Linked DNA regions of Mus musculus: region 2 is linked to region 1. Evidence: chromatin loops called from intact Hi-C (ENCODE). Cell type or tissue: heart. All regions are shown on one strand. Each heading gives the region's core, and the rest is flanking DNA. Links, peaks and the distances in the headings are about the cores only.

Evidence for each region. Peaks named below come from ENCODE experiments on the same cell type or tissue, not always from the same donor. Only the 100,000 strongest peaks of a DNase experiment are listed, where the experiment ranks them.
Region 2: it touches region 1 in a loop (2.5-fold over the local background); 2 of 42 quality-filtered maps call a loop at or near these places.

What each region holds. Positions count from the first base shown.
Region 1 is chr2:18,052,026-18,060,935 of GRCm38, forward strand. Mir7655 (microRNA 7655) reads left to right here and starts at 5,821; the gene lies at 5,821-5,878. It also overlaps a transcript of Mllt10 not described here. In heart, for the core only: no CTCF peak of the experiment used is centred there; DNase peaks (open chromatin) are centred at 4,596, 4,936 and 5,846; H3K4me3 peaks cover 2,500 bases; H3K27ac peaks cover 2,500 bases.
Region 2 is chr2:18,580,963-18,589,872 of GRCm38, forward strand. It overlaps n-TNgtt9 (a tRNA gene), which reads right to left and starts at 6,155; the gene lies at 6,082-6,155. In heart, for the core only: a CTCF peak has its summit at 4,740; a DNase peak (open chromatin) is centred at 6,169; H3K4me3 peaks cover 412 bases; H3K27me3 peaks cover 500 bases.

The DNA.
Region 1 (8,910 bases), core at 3,464-5,963:
CAAAAGCCAGGGGGTTTCTTTGATAAATTTGTTGACCATGTCAGCTGCCTCTGCAATCAAAGATGAACCCAATTCAGATGATGGACTGTATTCAAATTCTTTTTAAAAGAGGATATATCAACTTCTATGTTTCTCAAACATATATACATATGTAGGGGGATATGCTCAAATGAACATGTACATATATGTGTGTGTGTGTAAGGCTAGGGGATAATTGTGAATTTATCACAATGTGCATGTGATGTCCATTGAGTGTGTTAATGAGATGTGGCCATTTACTCAGGTTGGAATACAAATTCTACAGTATCTTGAAAAGTATTCTTGCTTTGAAAACAAGGCTGCTTGCTAAAGGAAAATCCTCTGTAGCAAATACAGTTTCAAGTGTATTCTTAATGTTCACTTATTTCTACATTTATTGTTAAAAAAAAAAGCAGCACTTTCAGTTTTTAAAGTGATAGACTGTGATGATCTGAACATATTTGTCTTTACTTATCCCATATGAGTGTGCTAAATCCACCTTCCGATGCTCTATTTTGATTTATTTTCACTGTATTTTATGTTTAAATACCATAGCAATTCAGTCTGACCTCTTTCCTCTGGAGCGAAGTAATGCACAAGGCATTCACAGTCTTTTAAAGGGTTAGCTGGGAAATGCAACAGCAAGTTTACTAATGGGGAAAGTTCTTTTGAAAATCTAAAGGAAAACCTAAGAGTACTTTTGCATTTCTACACTACAACTGTTATATAATTAAAGTATTGAAGGGCATTAAAATAATCCTTTTTCATCCAGGCTCTCCCCCATACATACATAATTTAAATGAGGATCACACACACCACGACCACCACCGGCTAACTCTTCACCATATACATTTGTTTTAGTGATTGCTGGGTACATTTTGTTCAAAGTGAATTCAGACAGAAAAGAGGGAGGAATATCACAAAGGGCCCAACAATGTAGGCACAGTGGTTAGAAGAATAAGAGACATCTCTTAAACTGTTAACTAAAGTCTAATAATAATGATAATAATAATATAAGTTTAAAATAATAGTCTCATATGGCTGAATAGGTTGAAGAGTTAGGACAAAACAGACTAAACAGCTCTTTAGCTAAACTTTTCTGACATACTGTCTTCTCTCCTTTTTTGGAGGTGAAAATGGTAAGAGGAGAAGAATAATTAGCTAAAATGAGGAATAAACTATAACTTAGCATATTTTCTTTAAACTCCTTTTTCTTCTTTTTTAAAAAATCTCATTCAAATATATCAGGGCAAGTCTTCCAATAGGTCCATCCTTCTGTTCTTAGACGTTTAAAAAAAATCCTGTCTTTAACAGAACTTTGGGACACAGAGTATATGCCATGTTGTCTATTGACCCATAATCAGAATGCAGTGACCTTCTACCCTTTTTTTGCCCCCTGACCCATCTAGAATTCAATGCAGCCTTTATAAATTTGCAAATCCTTGGAGGTAAAGGGGTTTTGTGAGGCTTTGTTCTGAAGAAGCCCTAAGAGTGTGCTTTCTAAATGAGACAAAGGTAAAGCTGGGGACCTTAGTGGATGAGATTTTATGCAGGTGAGCACTAGGCAACTCTTCAGATATGAATACTGAATATTGCAAGCTAAACATTTGTAAGCACAGGAGAGAAGGTTACAGATTGCATTAAATTGGAGTGTGGTACAAATCACTTCCATGATGTAAGAAATGGCCAGGCCACAGTCTTCCTGCTTTTCTCATCTCAAGGGCTGTGGGGACCCTAGTGACCAAGGAAAGAATGGGGGGGGTACACAAGAGGAGGGAAGAAAGGTGGGGGAGGAGTAAGACTTGATTTGAATCTGCAGCCACATTCCCTTATCTTTCCTGCTATCAGCCAGTTTAAAGGACACCATAATTATGGTAGTGATAAAACAATGCCTGCTTATGTGTGCTGAATAAATAAAGAATGCTTCAGCTTAAGAATCTTTTAATTCCAATTAAATGCTATCAGAGAAAAGCCACTTTTCCTACTGCAACTGCCTTTCCCCCCAATTATCTTATTTTGTTGCAATATTTTCCTATGAGACACATGGACCTTTCACAAGTGATCCTGAACACAGGGGACAAACTCACAGAATGCAGAGTTCATCTTCTCCTATCAAATAATACACAGATCACAGGAACCAACATTTAGTGGGATTACCCAAGTTTTTTGTTTATTTTACACGGAGGCCAAATTTGGAGAAACAAGTGATTATACTGAGTGTTGAGGCCTAGCTAGGGTCTGCTGAAGATACAGTAAAATCCTGAGCACCCAGAGTAAGAGGGAGATGACACAGAAGCAGTGGGATGGTCCCTGGAAAGGGACTCCTCTGGTTCCGTTCCCTTGGCTTCAGCCCAAATCCTCCTCCTTGGAACCCTGGAGCCAATCACTGTCTTCCACTTTCAGCTACTGGGAACACCCAAAAAAAGAGGGAGACTAAAAAAAAAAAAAAATCACAAGTTTGATTTTTATGGATGTGTATCATTTCATATTCATGACATCAGCAAATCACATCATGATCAGATTTAAACGTGGTCAGGAACGCTCATCCCCATCAGCATGATCACGAAACACCAGTAAGAAAATTTGGCTTTTAATTTTGTGATTATAGAGTAAAAATAAAGTCTGCTAACTTAGGAAACCTTAGTTTTCAAATCCAGACAACAATTCCATACTAGTAATTTCCACATAAATGCTTTGGCTAAAGTTGTTCTACAACATTTCGATTCAAACTTCTGTCTCCTTTTCTCTGTGGTTGTGTTTTGTTTGTTTTTAAAAACACGTGGCAAAGGACATATTATGGAAAATGCACTCATTCCGTCAAATGCCTATACAAATCTGCCCTTTACTTGGACTAAGTAATGATTTGCTGAGCAGAAGCCGAACAACAATATAATATACTTTCCTTGAAGAAAGATTTTGTTTTTATTTCAAAGCAAACTATTTGGTGAGGTGGTACAAAAATCAAATGTTAAAACAACAACAACAACAACAAAAAAAAAAAAAACCAAAAAAACCCCCTTCAGGGTATTTCTAAGTTTTCTGGAGAGTTGCAGGCCCCTTCCCTTTTGAAAGTTTAGAGATCCAATACCCTCAATTCTACTGGCAGAATTAGGTGGACTTAGAAGGTCCTAAACGTGACCGATTCACTAAGGCGGGGGCTACAGCATGCAGCAACGTGCTCCGCAACCTAATCCTACGCTAAAAGAGGGCAGAGAGCGAAAAAAGAATGGAATATAAGCTCTCCCGACGTTCCTAGTTACTTTCAAGGTGGATTGTGTATTTTAAGGCTGATGGGAGCGTCTGGTTTTTGGAGGAAAAAGAAGAGAAGGTAAGTGTTTGTCCTTGTATCCACCAGTTCCTAGAGAAACAATGAAAGAACAAAGGGAACCACTTCCCCCATCTGAACATTTTGTTTCTCTCTGGATTTCAAGGGAAAAGCTTGCAATGGGATTCACTTTACTGTTTCTTAACTGGTAGATTGCTGGGGTTGTTGAACTAAGAATGAGAGCAAAGTTGAGATGCAATGTAAATAGGCTAAATAATAAAGGCTGTGGTGACGAATCTGCAGTGCGCCTGGCTCGGCAACTTGCAGAAGTTGGAAAAAGCATGAAGACCCAGCCCAGGAAATAACCTTTGCATACAAGGTCTCGAACTCATTTTTAAACCAACCTTTCTTGTTGTTTAAAGAAGTCTCTGCGCACAGACCGTGTAGTAGGTACTGTTCCATGGGAAGAGAGTGGTGTTCGATTTAGGTCTAAAGTTGATCTCTATCGCTATCCTAAAATGAGTATTTTAAAAGAGGATTTGATTATTATGCTACTGCTTGCTAATAGAAGAAATGGCAGCGGTGGCCGAGGAAGGAGAGGGATGGTATTTAAATATATTTGCTTTGGGGGTACTCTGTTTATTGGCAAGTCTGCTTTTGTGGATTTGTGTGACTAAGTGACTGAGCGCTCTCTTCATTCTATATAAATGGATCCGCGTTGGGGGGGGGGGCAGCAAAGACGTCGAGCACGTGAAACTTTTTTTTAACCATCCCCCAAGAGGCGACCAAGCCCCCCACCCCACCTCGAAATGCGTATATTACCTGCCCTGTTACAGTGACACATGTTTATGTTTATAGTCCTGGTTTGTAGTAGTGTCAAGAGCCGCGGCGAGGGGGAGGGGGACGAGAGGGAGGAGTAAATGCAACCACCCCCACTTGTTGTTAAAGCAAATTTACTGCGTTCTTGCCAGCCCCATGCGGGGGGCTGGGATGAGTTGAGGGGAAGGGGAGAGTTGGGCTGCCTGTTGGCGGCGGAGGGGGTGGGGTAGGCTGAGCAGAGTCGCAACTCAGCTCGTCTCCAGCAGCCCAGTCAATAGGGGAGCACGCTGGCGCGGTGGAAAACAAAAAGGTTCCTCCCGCTCGCTGCGTTCCCGTGGTGGTGGTGGTGGTGGGGGGCCTGCGCGCCGGACTCCAGGGCCCTGACCTCTGACCTCGGCTCCTCTCGGCTCTCCCGGTGCGGCGCGGCCACTTTTTACCCAGGATGCCCCGCGCGGGCCGCGCTCTTGTGGAGCCGGAGCCCTTCCTGCTCCTCCAAGCCCGGCTCGCGGCCCCTCCCCCTGCGCCGCCAGCCCCTCCCCCTGCGCCGAGCCCCGCGGGAGGATTCTCCGCCGGGGAACCCCCGCCCCGCCCCGCCCCGCCCCGCCCCCACGCGGGCCCGGGCTGCGGAGACTGCGGCCGGCCAGGCCGGCCGGGCGGGGTGCTGGGCGCTGCGGGGCCGCGGGGGCGGGGAGGGCCCGGGGCGGCGGGAGGCCGGGCCCGCGGCCCAGCCTAGGCCTGGACCTGTTGACTGCCATTGGCCCGCTCGTCCCGCGCCCTCTCCTTGGCCGCGCCGCCCCAACCCTTCCGCAGAATCCGGGGGAGGAAACGGGGTGGCTCCTCTCCCCGCCTCCCTTCAACTTTTTTTTCCCTCTGGGGGTGGGGGGACGAGGGTGAGGCCGACCTGCAAACTCCTCGGCAGCCCCAGCCTTCCTCGGAAAGTATCGTCACGCGCGGGCCCGCCGCCCCCTTCAGCCCTCGCTATTTAAGTCCTTCGCCTCTGGCGGCCCGACTCGCGGCCGCCGGCCCGAGGGCCTGCGCCGCCGCCCGGCCGCCCGCTCGCCTCCCCTTCCAGTCGGGCTGCTTTGTGCCCTGGAAGCTCCCCGTCCTGCTACTTTCTCCCCAGCCCCAGGAGGCTTAAGATAAAAACCCTGCTTTCTGCGTCGGCCTGGGCACATCTTCTCCACCGAAGGCATTCGTTGGAGAGTTTAAAACAACTGAATTGAGAGGAGGAAATAGGAGTTGGTTGTTCGCTGGTTAGGACGAGCGACGCGCTTCGGATTTTATTTCTAACACGGCACAGTGTAGTTATAGTTAAACAAAGGTGGTGCTGTATTTCCTTCTAGATTTGGATTTCTGGGGGAAGTCTTTTTTTCCCCCCGGAAGGAGACAGCAACTCAGCCTAACGCTGGCAAAGAGACGTGAAGACCACTTCTGGAGACCAAGGGAGAGATAGGAAAAAATACGTTTATAACATAGGAGGGAGGCAACTGTTAAAGCTGGGATCACCAAATGAAGCGCCACATGTAGCAGGCGGGAAAGGGCCGGGCCAAGGAGGTGGCGGCGGTCGGGAGGCCGGAGCTGGGCGGCAAGCGAGAAATCCCTGGGGCCGAGGCTCCTGGGTGCTCCCATTGTTCCGCGCCGTAGCCGAAGCGTGTGGCGTGTTTTTGCCTGGGGAGGTGTGTGTGTGTGTGGATCTGCGACTCCTCCACTTCCGCCTGCGGCCCACGGAGCTCCTAAAGACTCGCCCTGCCGGGTTTATGACGCTCCGTGGGCCTGCAAGGAGGGGGTTCCCTGCCGCTGACCTCGTAGAAAGGCGTCTTCACAACGTACTGCTGAATGGAGCCTGCTGCTCACGTTAGAAGGGAAAGCCACATTGATACGTTTTAAAAATCACCACTAGATAAACGACAAATGTTCCTCCCCCGCTCCGTACCGGAATTAGAGCAGATTATATATTTAAAACATCTATAATGTATAGATTCGCAAATGAATGTTAGGGTTCGAAGGAGTTCGGAAAATCACGTTTTTCTGTCCGTATTTGTTACTACTCAGCTCTTTGTTGTGTACAAGAAGTCTGATTTTAAAAGGAAGGGTCCTAACAAAAAGGGGCCTGGTAAGGTGACACGCATTTCCAGAATAACAGGGAATTTCAAAAGGGAAAAACATCCATTATTACTGTAAACCACGGTTTGGAAGTAAAATAAATTTGCAACCCATCCTAAGAAACTGTTTTTCTTTGTGAAGCATGTGAGAAAAGTATTTTTGGCAAACGTCAGTTTTTTAAAAATAAAGATTTCCAACAAGTGATTCTGGTCATGTAGACAAGACCAAAGACATCGTGCATGAGGCTCGTGAAGCAATAATTCCAGCCTGTGGCCCAAAGCACACTAGGAAAAAGTAATTTGGATTTAGGATTTATAATAGACTTTGCGGGAAATTCCTCTAAAACACTAATTATGAATCTGTGTATTATGCAGCACTGTTTCCCAAGGTGGATTTTAAAAAAACAATTAGAATTGATCTCTGATGGAATATTATATTTACACGTCATCATGAAGACATCATTTGGCAAGAGTTTTGAATTAGAAAAAGAAGTTAACAGCTGATGGGTAAACAGCATGTTGAAAAGACCCCGTAAGAGTCAGTTAAGGGTAGTGGACGGTGTGATTTTGCTTTTGAAAAGTAGTTTGCGTCTGAACACTTTGATTTTACAGGTCTTCTCTCTAAAGCTGCAGTTCCTCATGGAAAACACTCATTTTAAGGCTCGGGGAGAAATTTTATGTCAGAGAAGTCATTTAAAGTATAATTATGAGAAGTATAACTATTTAAAGTATAACTATGGAAGAGGAGAAGATTGAGGTAGAAGATGAAGTAGTTTCAGTCTGTTGAGTGTTTCACACTTCACCCCTCTTCAGTTTACATTTTTTATTGATAAGCCTTTGACTATTTAGAATAGCTTTGCAGGTTTATCTGTTTGGGAGTTGATAGCAGAAGATGAATCTTCTTTATGTCTGTCTTTTACACGCTTAGGTGTTTTTGTCTCCTTTAAAGGGAAAAAATTAACTCAGAATATACGTGTGAGAAAACCAGCAAATGGTCAGGAAAGAAGAGTGGGGTGGGGACAGAGAGGGACAAGCAGCATTCCTGGCCAGTCTTTGTAAAACCTTTCTTTAATATTATGTCATATTTCCCTTCTCTGCTTAGGCCAAAGATGACTGCTTTTTTAATTGTGCTAAAGTGCCACCACATAAAAATTCCCTACATTCTGGCTCTCAATTGCACAGTAAAGTAAGACTGACAAAAAGATCTGAGGCTTGTGGGTTTAATTCACCAGGAATGTTAGGCTTCCTAAGAGTCCACTATGGGGTCATGTTGGTCCTTGGCACTACTACTGTACAATGCCAAATATACACATTATTGATTTTAAAAATCTTAGGTGGCTAGACAAACAGTTTATTAATTGAAGGAATAAAAATGAATTTGTCAAACTCATTCTTTCTGGGACACAATGCACTTAATTATATTCTTGGGCTTGTTTCTGGATTTGGGAAGGAGTGGCCCCTTTCATAGAGGAAAACATTTAAATCTTAAAAAGTGACCTTCTTTGGTCCAAATACTATTTAGCAATTAAGCTTAATTTGTTCTTTTCTTCTCTTTCTTTTCTTTTCTCTTTTTTTTCAGTTGCAGATATGTCTCATTTCTTTAAGGACTCTTCCATTTCCAAAACTGATTTTCCTCTTATCATGTTGAAAATCGTCACTTACATAATCTTATTGTGTCCTAAAAACTGACAGCAGAATGTCACTTTAATCACTTTAATTATAACAGAGATGCAAATGTTCAATGTCAGTAAAAAATGGAAAATGGACTCTACATTATATTGATGACTCCCTTTAAAGCCAGTTTTAAGTGTTGTTGCATCACAGGAAAAAACACAGCTCTGCATGTCTAAGGGTTATGTAACATCCACAAGCTCTAAAGGCATCCTAGACAGAAATTCTCCCTATTGGAAATTATTTGGCGCTTTATCTCCCAAAATGTAAAAATGTAAGGGTATTACATTTTTTGTTAATATTTATTTTATAGTAAAAGAAACAGCTCTGAAGCCAAACTCAAAGTTAAGTAATGCAAACTCTTAGAGAAGAAGCTTTGGTTTTGGTCTTTGAAAATATTTTAGATTTAGATAACTAGATTTAAATTTGAGAATCATCTCTCTTTCCAAAAGTTACATGCATCTAAAAATAATATTAATTATAATTGATTCTAAGAGGCTTTTGCAAATACAGTTGTAGACTTTTACATGAAAAGGTGGATATTCAAATGTACATAGTTCTAAGTCATTTGGTAAAAACAGACTCTAACAGGCTAAGAAAGAGAAAAAGTGCATCTTTTCCTTCATATTCTGAATCTAGATTAAAAAACAAGAAGGACAGGAAAACAGAAGGGGGCATTTGGTAAGAGGAAGATGACCAAGGGAGGGGGCGGGGCAGAGGGGACTAGAGAAGGGTGATGGGGAGTAAGTATGGTGAAGCCAGTACATGCAATAGATGCATGAATAGACCATAATGGAACTCATTAGCTTGTGCAATATATACTAAGAAACATTTTAAAATGCTTATCTTTCATGTCTAGTGTATTGATTTTGACTATCAGAAATCTTTGAAGATACTGACTTGGAAAAATTTTGTTAATCATTAGAAATTTACCTTTGATTGTATATGCAAAGTAAAGACTTGCTTTACTCTGAAGAAAAAATTTCAGACTTCACTCATCTTTTTCAATGTTGAATGTTAAACAAGTGTTTCTGT
Region 2 (8,910 bases), core at 3,720-6,219, 530 kb after region 1:
GCATTTCAAAAGCATTTTTAAAATCTAGTGGTGCCGGACACGGTGGCCCACACACTTAATCCCAGCACTAGGCTGGGGGAAGGGGAGGAGGCAGGCTGAGTTGAGGTTAGCCTGGTCTACAGAGCAAGTTCCAGGACAGCGAGGACTACACAGAGCAACCTTGCCTATAAATAAATAAATAAATAAATAAATAAATAAATAAATAAATAGGAAAATAGCTAACTTAAACAGAACAGGGAGGGAGACAAAAGAGATTGAAGACAGGATGCATACCACTTCACATGACTAGCAGAGACCTAAGAAACCATTCTATCCAAGCCTAGCTTAGTGGGCCAGTGAGCTTCATTGATGTCACTTCCAGGTCATCCTCAGAGGTATGCTGGCAGAAAGCAGGAGAGCAGAGTGGCTGAGTCTTAGGACAGAGGGTCAGATGAGCTCCCTACCATTGCCATCCCGACTAGGAGGGAAAATTAATAGATCATATCTGCATGATCAAAGTTGCTCTGGTTTCAAGACTCCAACGCCTGCATTGTGTCCTGGACAGTGTTCAAGGACAAGGCTGTGCTAGCGTGAAAACGATGAAACCCACTTTTAAAGCACAGGAAATTCGCTGTCCTGGTTGCTTTCCCAGTCATTGTGTAAAGACAGAGTTGAGAGCATCATTTCTCTATTAAAGTGTTTTCTTATTCATTCCTTATGTACTCCAAACTTTGATATAAGAGACAGCGGAAGAGCAAGAATGTGTTGTCTTACATTCTGCTATCCTTTGGGTATCTTCCTATTGAACTTTTTGGAGTCCTGAAGCCACTTTAGAAAGAAAGAAGGAAGGAATAGAGAAAGAGAGAAACAAAGAAAGCAAGAAAGTAAGAAAGCAAGAAAACAAGCAAGCAAGAAAGAAAGAAATTAGAAGAAAAAGAAAGATAGAAATAAAGAAAGAAAAAAAGAGGAAGGAAAGAGAGAAATAAGGAAGAAAGAAAGAAAGAAAGAAAGAAAGAAAGAAAGAAAGAAAGAAGGAAGGAAGGAAGGGAAGGTGAGAAGAGAGGAGAGGAGAGGAGAGGAGAGGAGAGGAGAGGAGAGGAGAGGAGAGGAGAGGAGAGGAGAGGAGAGAAGAGAAGAGAAGAGAAGAGAAGAGAAGAGAAGAGAAGAGAAGAGAAGAGAAGAGAAGAGAAGAGAAGAGAGGGAAGGAGGGAGGAAGGGAGGGAGAGCACAGGAGAAGAAAATAAACAAATCAGTACCCCAGAGCTCGTGTCTCTAGCTGCATATGTATCCTAGTCGGCCATCATTGGGAAGAGAGGCCTCTTGGTCTTGCAAACTTTATGTGCACCAGTACAGGGGAACACCAGGGCCAAGAAGTGGGAGTGGGTGGGTAGGGGAGCAGGGCAGGGGGAAGGGTATAGGGGACTTTCAGGATAGCATTTGAAATGTAAATGAAGAAAATATCCAATAATAAAAAAAAAAGAAAGTAAACAAATAGGTTACATCTTTAGAGAGACAAAGCCCTGGAATGAGATGATCGCAGGACAAAGGCAACTGAAAGGGACACTGAGATGCTGAATGGTCCAGTCTCAGCAGCATCTGAGAGATCCCACAAAGGAGAGGTAACAATTGTTGCTTAGATGAGTCTGGCCAACCCGTGGAGCTGCAGACATAATGAAAGTTCTTTTTAAGCCTCTGGTTTTATAGTGTTTTCTTCTGCAACTAGAGACCATTAGAAACAGAACTTGGAACCGGAGAATGAAAACTGTGACATTTGTCTTAGACTCAGGAGATGGGCTAAAATGAAAATCCTTACAGAGATCATAGCAGGCTCTTGAAAGGCAGAGATGAAGTTGCTCTCAGAGGCTGAAGGAAGGGTGGGGGGCAGTGCTAGTGTATACATGGTGTGAACACACACAGATGACTATGGGGAAAGCTGTTATCTGTAGGACCTTTAGGAAACAGAGATGATTCTAGTGTCCCTCCGAGGTCTGGAGAGGCTGTTTATCGGCAGAGTGTTGAAAGCATCAAGTGGTTTTACTTTTAGCTGCCTATGAAAAACTACATAAGGAGTAAAATAAGGACTCCCCACCCTCACCCCCAAATATGTAGAATCTAGAGAAATTTAAAGGACCAAGGACTCATTGAGTTAGAAGCAATGTTATTTCTCTTGCCTCCGCCATGGAAGGCAGAAGCCACGGAAGATAGATCTCATTTGGTTATGAACATGTTTCAGCATGAAGTCCAGATCCAGGGTGGGACCATCAAAAACTCAGTAACAATCACAGAGCCTCTCAGATAAACAGAAATCTCTCTGCCTCTCAGGTATGTATGTGCCTTATACCACTCCTCATAAAACAGAAAACTGTTTCCAAGAATCAGAAACTGGGCTGGAGAGATCACTAGGTAGACCTCCATTCAGGTCCCTCCAGAATCCACTCAAAGCCAGACACTGTAGGACATACCTGTAATCCTGTCATAGTGTGAATCTACAGTCCCCGTGTTCCTAAAGAGAAATGGGACAAGAAGACAAAAGAAGCTTTCTGTCACATATCCCAAGACTCCTCTTAGCCATGACAGTTTCCCAGATTCTCCTTGTCATTGAGGAATGTGACAATCTGAGTAGTACTGGTTAAATATCTTGTACGATGGACTTCTTCTGGACTTTGCCTGGTTTTTCATTGAGAAAAGAGCAGGGTTGTTTATGGGTACAGGGAACGACAGCTGTGAACAATGAAATTAAGGATGCTGTCTATCACCGAGACATTGCCCATGATCCTCTGATAAATCTAGGTTGCATTAGTGTCTACATTAGTCAGGGTTTTCTAGAGCCATGGAAATGGTAGAATAAATATATATAAAGGCAGTTTACTAGAAGGGCTTACAGGCTGTGGTCCACCTAGTCTAACAATGGCTGTCTCCCAGTGGAAAGTCCAAGAATCCAGTAGTCCAGTCCGTGAGGTTAGATGTCTCAGCACATGTTGAAATCTCAAAGAAGTAGGCTGTAATGTCAGTGAAGGAATGAACTTGCCAGTAAGGGCAAGCCTGCAAATCGTGTGCCCATGATATAGCCTGCCACAAGGAACTGTGGCCCAGACCCAAGGTGGATCTTCCCACCTCAGAAGATCTGGATTTAAGATGGGTCTTTTCACTTCAAATGATTTAATTAAGAAAATCCCTCATGGGAGTACTCACGTTTTAAAATTAATTTAGTGATGCATTTTATGTATGTGGATGTTTTGTCTGCATGTATGCCCACCAGAGTAGAGCATTAGATGTCATGTGAGTACAGTTAGACATGGTTGTGAGTTGCCACGCATATGCTAGGAATTGCTCTGGAAGAACAGTCAGTTCTTAACTGATGAGCCCCAAACTTGGGTTGAGTTAACTCCAGCTTGTAATCAAGTTGACAACCAAGAATGGTCAACACGGGTCCCCAATGAAGGAGCTAGAGAAAGTACCCAAGGAGCTGAAGGGGTTTGCAGCCCCCTATGAGGAACAGCAATATGAACTAACCAGTAACTCCAGAGCTCCCTGGGACTAAACCACCAACCAAAGAGTACACACAGAGGGACTCATGGCTCTAGCTGCATATGTAGCAGAGGATGGCCTAGTCGGCAATCAATGGAGGGAGAGGCCCTTGGTCCTGTGAAGGTTCTATGCCTCAGTACAGGGGAATGCCAGGGCCAGGAAGCAGGAGTGGGTGGGTTGGCAGGGAGGCAGGGGGAGGGGAGGGGATTTTTTTGAGGGGAAACTAGGAAAGGGGATAACATTTGAATTGTAAATAAAGAAAATATCTAATAAAAAAATCTAAAAAAAAAAAAAAGAATGGTCAACACAGTGCTGACTCCGAGGGCCCCTTCATCTATAAACACACACACACACACACACAAAGGTTTGCAAAAACAATTCATCCGTAAACATGTCTGCCGTTTTTCCAGAATGTTTCTTGTGTTTCCCATCTGTATGCAATGGTCCCAAGAAAGGCGGTGTGCTCAGCCCTCACCCACACAATTCGATCATCTACTTCTGTTAGAGGGGAACTTTGTTCTCAAAGTTCAGGTCCCCCCCCCCCCTCTTTATTTCCTGGCCTCAAAACCACCCCCGCAACAAGACGAGGATCCTTAGAAACTTCGGATCAAACTGAAAACTACCGCTTACGAGAGGTGACCCAGAGCACATCTCACAAAACCGTCTGGATGAGAGTTTATGTGGGTGATTCCCGAACACCAGCCTTGGGGACAGAGTCCCTGAACGCCAGGATTCATGGCCTGACTCTAGCCCTTTGGCTTTTCCTGCGTATTTTGCCTGGCCTGTTCCAATCTTCAGTCTTGCCCCCTTCCGATTAAATGCCAACAAGCTGCTCCTGAACCTAGAGACCCCAGTTCATGTGAAGATTCCACATCCCCACACGAATTTCATTTTGAATCAAATCGAGCAATACGGCGAACACATAACACATAATCTAATAATGTCCTATTACATTCTACAAAGTTTCTAAACTCCCTGCATGACATGGGGAGCAAGATATTAATGAAACTTCATGTAAAAAAAATTAAAATATCTATTTTGGTTTTACATTAAGTAATCAAGTCACGACTTTGGAGGTGGGCAGTGTGACAGTGGAACATGCATGGGCTTTGTGCCTGAGCTGAGTTCAAAGCTAACAGTGACATCAGGCACGAGGCTCTGCTGTACTGAGCTCTTCTCTGCAGCCTCAGTGACACTGACCGAGGACTGATTGCGACAATGCCTGGCAAGTAGGTGGCACTCAACAGCCACCAGACTTTGCTAATGCTACCGTTTGGGCATGCCCCTGGCAGTCATGCCTTGGAAACTTAAGCGCTATGGGAACTTGAGTCTTATGGGAATATTTGGAGATGGAACCCTTGGGAGGTAATGAGAACCACAAGTCAGGAGGGTGACTTCCCTTCCCCCTCCCAGGAGGACACTGGTGGCTTTGTAAGCCAAAGAAGAGAGATCTGAGCGGTCCAGCTTGCCCTCCCTTAGCATGCGATGCTTCTTGCATTTCTGCAGAGTTCCCACTAGAATACCCCTGACAGGCTGTAGCCCTGTCTGCCTATCCTTCACAAGTGTAAGCTAATCTTTATTTTTTGTAAATTACACAGCCTAGAGAATTTAGTTGCAGCATCATAAACTGATAAGAATAAACATACAGGGTCTGGAGAGATGACTCAGCAGTTAAGAGCACCGGCTGTTCTTCCGGAAGACCTGGGTTCAATTCCCTGCACCCACAAGACAGTTCACCACTGTCTGCAACTCTAGTTCTAAGATAGCTGGCACACTCACAATGACATATATGCAGGCAAAGCACCAATCCACATAGAATAAATTGTCTTTTAAAAGTATAAATTAATATTGCATACTTATACACATACGCAAAAAGAATTAGTATGTAAACCCAGAACAAATAGAGAATATGTATGTATGCGCATGTATATGCAGAAATAAAAATTTAAAGAATGAATCTCCCAATTAAAATATTGTTAATCCTACTCAAAGTTACTGGTTCCTTTTTCTTCCTTGTTTTAAATAGACAGGTGACCTCAAACTCTTGGGTTAGGGTTATTCCATTGCTTCAGCTTCTCAAGAAACCTGTGCTGTAGACAAGTACCTACTGATAGCTGATACACCAATCTTTACTTTTTTCTTAAAACTGGCTTTAGATTCCTATAATCTGTACTCAAGACTGAATTATTATGATGTAACTATGGTTATTTTCCTAAAGTATCTATTGGGGGGGGGCACTTTGTGCACTCGTAATGTGTGAGCAAAATATGAAAGTAACTTTCCCTTTAATTTTTCTTGCTTTAAGTTCTTTCGTTTTTTTTAGAAATTTAGTTATGAGACCGTATAATAGGTTTTCTTTTCAGGTTTATTCCATTTTCTATAAATATCTAAGACTTTAGAGCGGAAAAACCAAAAGGGCTGAAGCTGGGCTTCATTGTAACAAATTTGATTTCTGAAAGATAGCTTAGAATAGATGCGGAACGTTAGACTTCAGTTTGTTTGAATTTGACAGTGGAAGTATACAGGGTAGAAAAAGCCGCAGACAAGCTTTGTTTAAAAGAGAAAAAGGAAAGGCGTCCCTGGGTGGGCTCGAACCACCAACCTTTCGGTTAACAGCCGAACGCGCTAACCGATTGCGCCACAGAGACTTTGGCGCTCCTAGCTGCTCCAGGCAAGGCTCTTATGAAGAATAATAAAGGTTCTGTGACACATTTTTTTCCTACTGCCTGACTCCTATTTGAAGCAGAAATGTTACTAAAGGTTCTTAATCCTTTCGAGTTCCCCCTCTACTTCTGAAGCATATTGGAAAATTATGCCTCAAGATGGAGGAGAATTACAGGTCACTGCGTGGATTAAAACACTGTGGCTCTCCCCTCCTCCCAACCCCAGCTTGGAAGGTTCTGTTGCAGTAAGATGACAGCTTCTAATTAATTACCTTTTGTAAGGACTTGTAATGGTCAGCTTGCAGGCTGAGTTTTCCTTTGTTTCTGTTTTTGCGGTTTTCCCGCTGACCTTACGTTACTTACTAAGCCTCTTCGAGGCCGTCTGACTGTATGCGTGCCTTTTGCTTTTTAGATTCAGGTTTTACTAAAACACGTATTCAAACCCTGTTTGCGTTGCGACTTTACTCAGTGCGATTGTCCCAGTAACATTTCGTTACGACGTGTCCTGCGAGGCTTGCGGCCAATTGCTGAATGGGTCCTTGATTCTCTCTGCTGAGACCTCTTCACCTGCGTGTAAGCCTCGCCATTGAACTCTCCTCGCTGGCTTTTTGAAAAAAAGAAATTACAGAACTAAAAAAAAGATAGGACTTATGATTAACTGGGCACATTTTATTTAGCTCAGAATCACGGCTTGCAAGCATACTCTGTCCCTGGAAATATTCCGCAGGAAAATCTTTCCCTTTTGTGAAAGTTTACTTGGTGCCTTTTCAATACTGTTCAGAATCGTAATTTTGCTCCCACTGTTCCCGCTTCCAAGAAATTATAGTTTCCCCTGAAGAACTTGATATTTCCGGTTTTGTCACAAATTACTCTGGCCTCAAGCCTTCGGGGAGAAAAAAAAAAAAAAAACCGGTCGATATCGGGACTTAAGTTGTGAACGAAGTGCTTGGGTTCAACCAACATTTCGAGCCCGCCAATTGCGTGATGACAACTTAAATTGGCTTTAGAGCCATTCAACAGCGAAGTAGCCTGAAATGTTAAACAGCTGGGAACTCACGCCCAACTGGACCTCTCAGCTTTCAACGCACTTTTAAATGTGCACATGAAAAAAGAAAAAATCCTGAATTTGAAACAAACTAGGAACCTTCCGGAGCATACTGACGACATATATAACTGCATGGTGTTGACTTCAAACCTTATTTTAAAAATAGCTATTCATCTATGCTAAAGTCGTGAAAATGCTGGCTCTTTCTCTTCAAACTCAAAGTGAGGGTTTTTCCTCTGCTATTGTCCTCCGGACTATTTAGTTAGAACAGATTGCAACCTTGGACTTCACAACCCCTTCATTAAATATTTACTCTCCTGCTGAGAATATTAACAGGGATCCTGTTCATATCTACATCTTTCTTGCCCATTTCTCTTCCTGGCTCAAACATCACAGCACTAACATTTTCACTTCTAAAAAGAGACAGGAGCCATCCAAGAGAAAAACTAATGGGGGGGGGGGCGGGGGGGAAATGTCCGTGTTGAGAATTGCTGTGCTTTTGAAAACTGCCTTCCAGCCTCTTGTTAACATTTTAAATAATGGTTAGTTCAGTTTAGTTTTTGTGTATCACCACATTTGAAAATACTTTAAAAGAGAGTGTATATATATATATATATATATATATATATATATACACACACATATATATATATATGTATGTATATATATATATAATTAAAAAAAATACTGAATGGAACCACGACATCTTACCTTAATCTGTTAACATCTCTGCTGTGTAAAAGATGCCTACTTAACTAAGATGCTAAAAGGACAGCATAAGCTGCCACCTGAATGTTTGTGATCTTAGGCCTTAATATTTACGTACAACTTTGAAGGTACAACTAAATCTATTAAATTAATTTTAGAAACATTTTCCCCTTAAATTTTAGGGCAACCTAAGAAAAGCAATTCTCATTGTTGTATTAGCACTCAGATTTTTAAATTACTGAAACTGAACAGGACTGGGCATTTTGTCCCTTTTTGTATATTGTACATCACTCAACTACAGATTTACCTTTCTCAGGAACTTGCCTATCAGTGGAGGCTGGCTTGTACAGATTAATGAAACTATATATTTAATTTTCTCCTGGGAGAGAAACAGAAAGAACATCTGTGCAAATGGCCCCACGTGTCTTACCAGACAAGGCAAACCAGACCAAGAGGATTTACAGAGCCCAGGCTACCTTGGAGATAGCAGGGCTTTCGGGAAAGACTCCAACTTCATTCCAAGACAGGTAGCAGCTCCCAGGATCTCTTCCAACTCCATGTGCTAGACATTAGCATTTTCAGTTACTGAATTTGAGAAGCAGTACAACTAAGCTGTTTAAAAGGAGCGATTGAGTTGGAGCTGTGTTCTAACAGCAAGTTTAAACACTAATCGGACTCTTGTGCTCTAAGACACCCGTTAAAGGAGGATGGTAGTCAGACCTCACTCAGAGCAAGAAAGGATGGAGACCTGTGTGAGTCACATTTTATACCTGATTTATAGAGATGCTAAGGAGCTCTGTGACACAAGTCATGCTTTCCACTTGCCAAACCCTTTCTTCCTGTGAAAGCTCACCCTCGGACGGACGGGGTCAGCTGATCAGTTTGGCAGGCAGCTAGCTGCAAATGAGAAAGAGGGGTCTGTAGGTAACTGTTAGGTCCAGAACACCTAAAGGACTCAAGACATTTCAGAAAGGTCTTTGGATATCA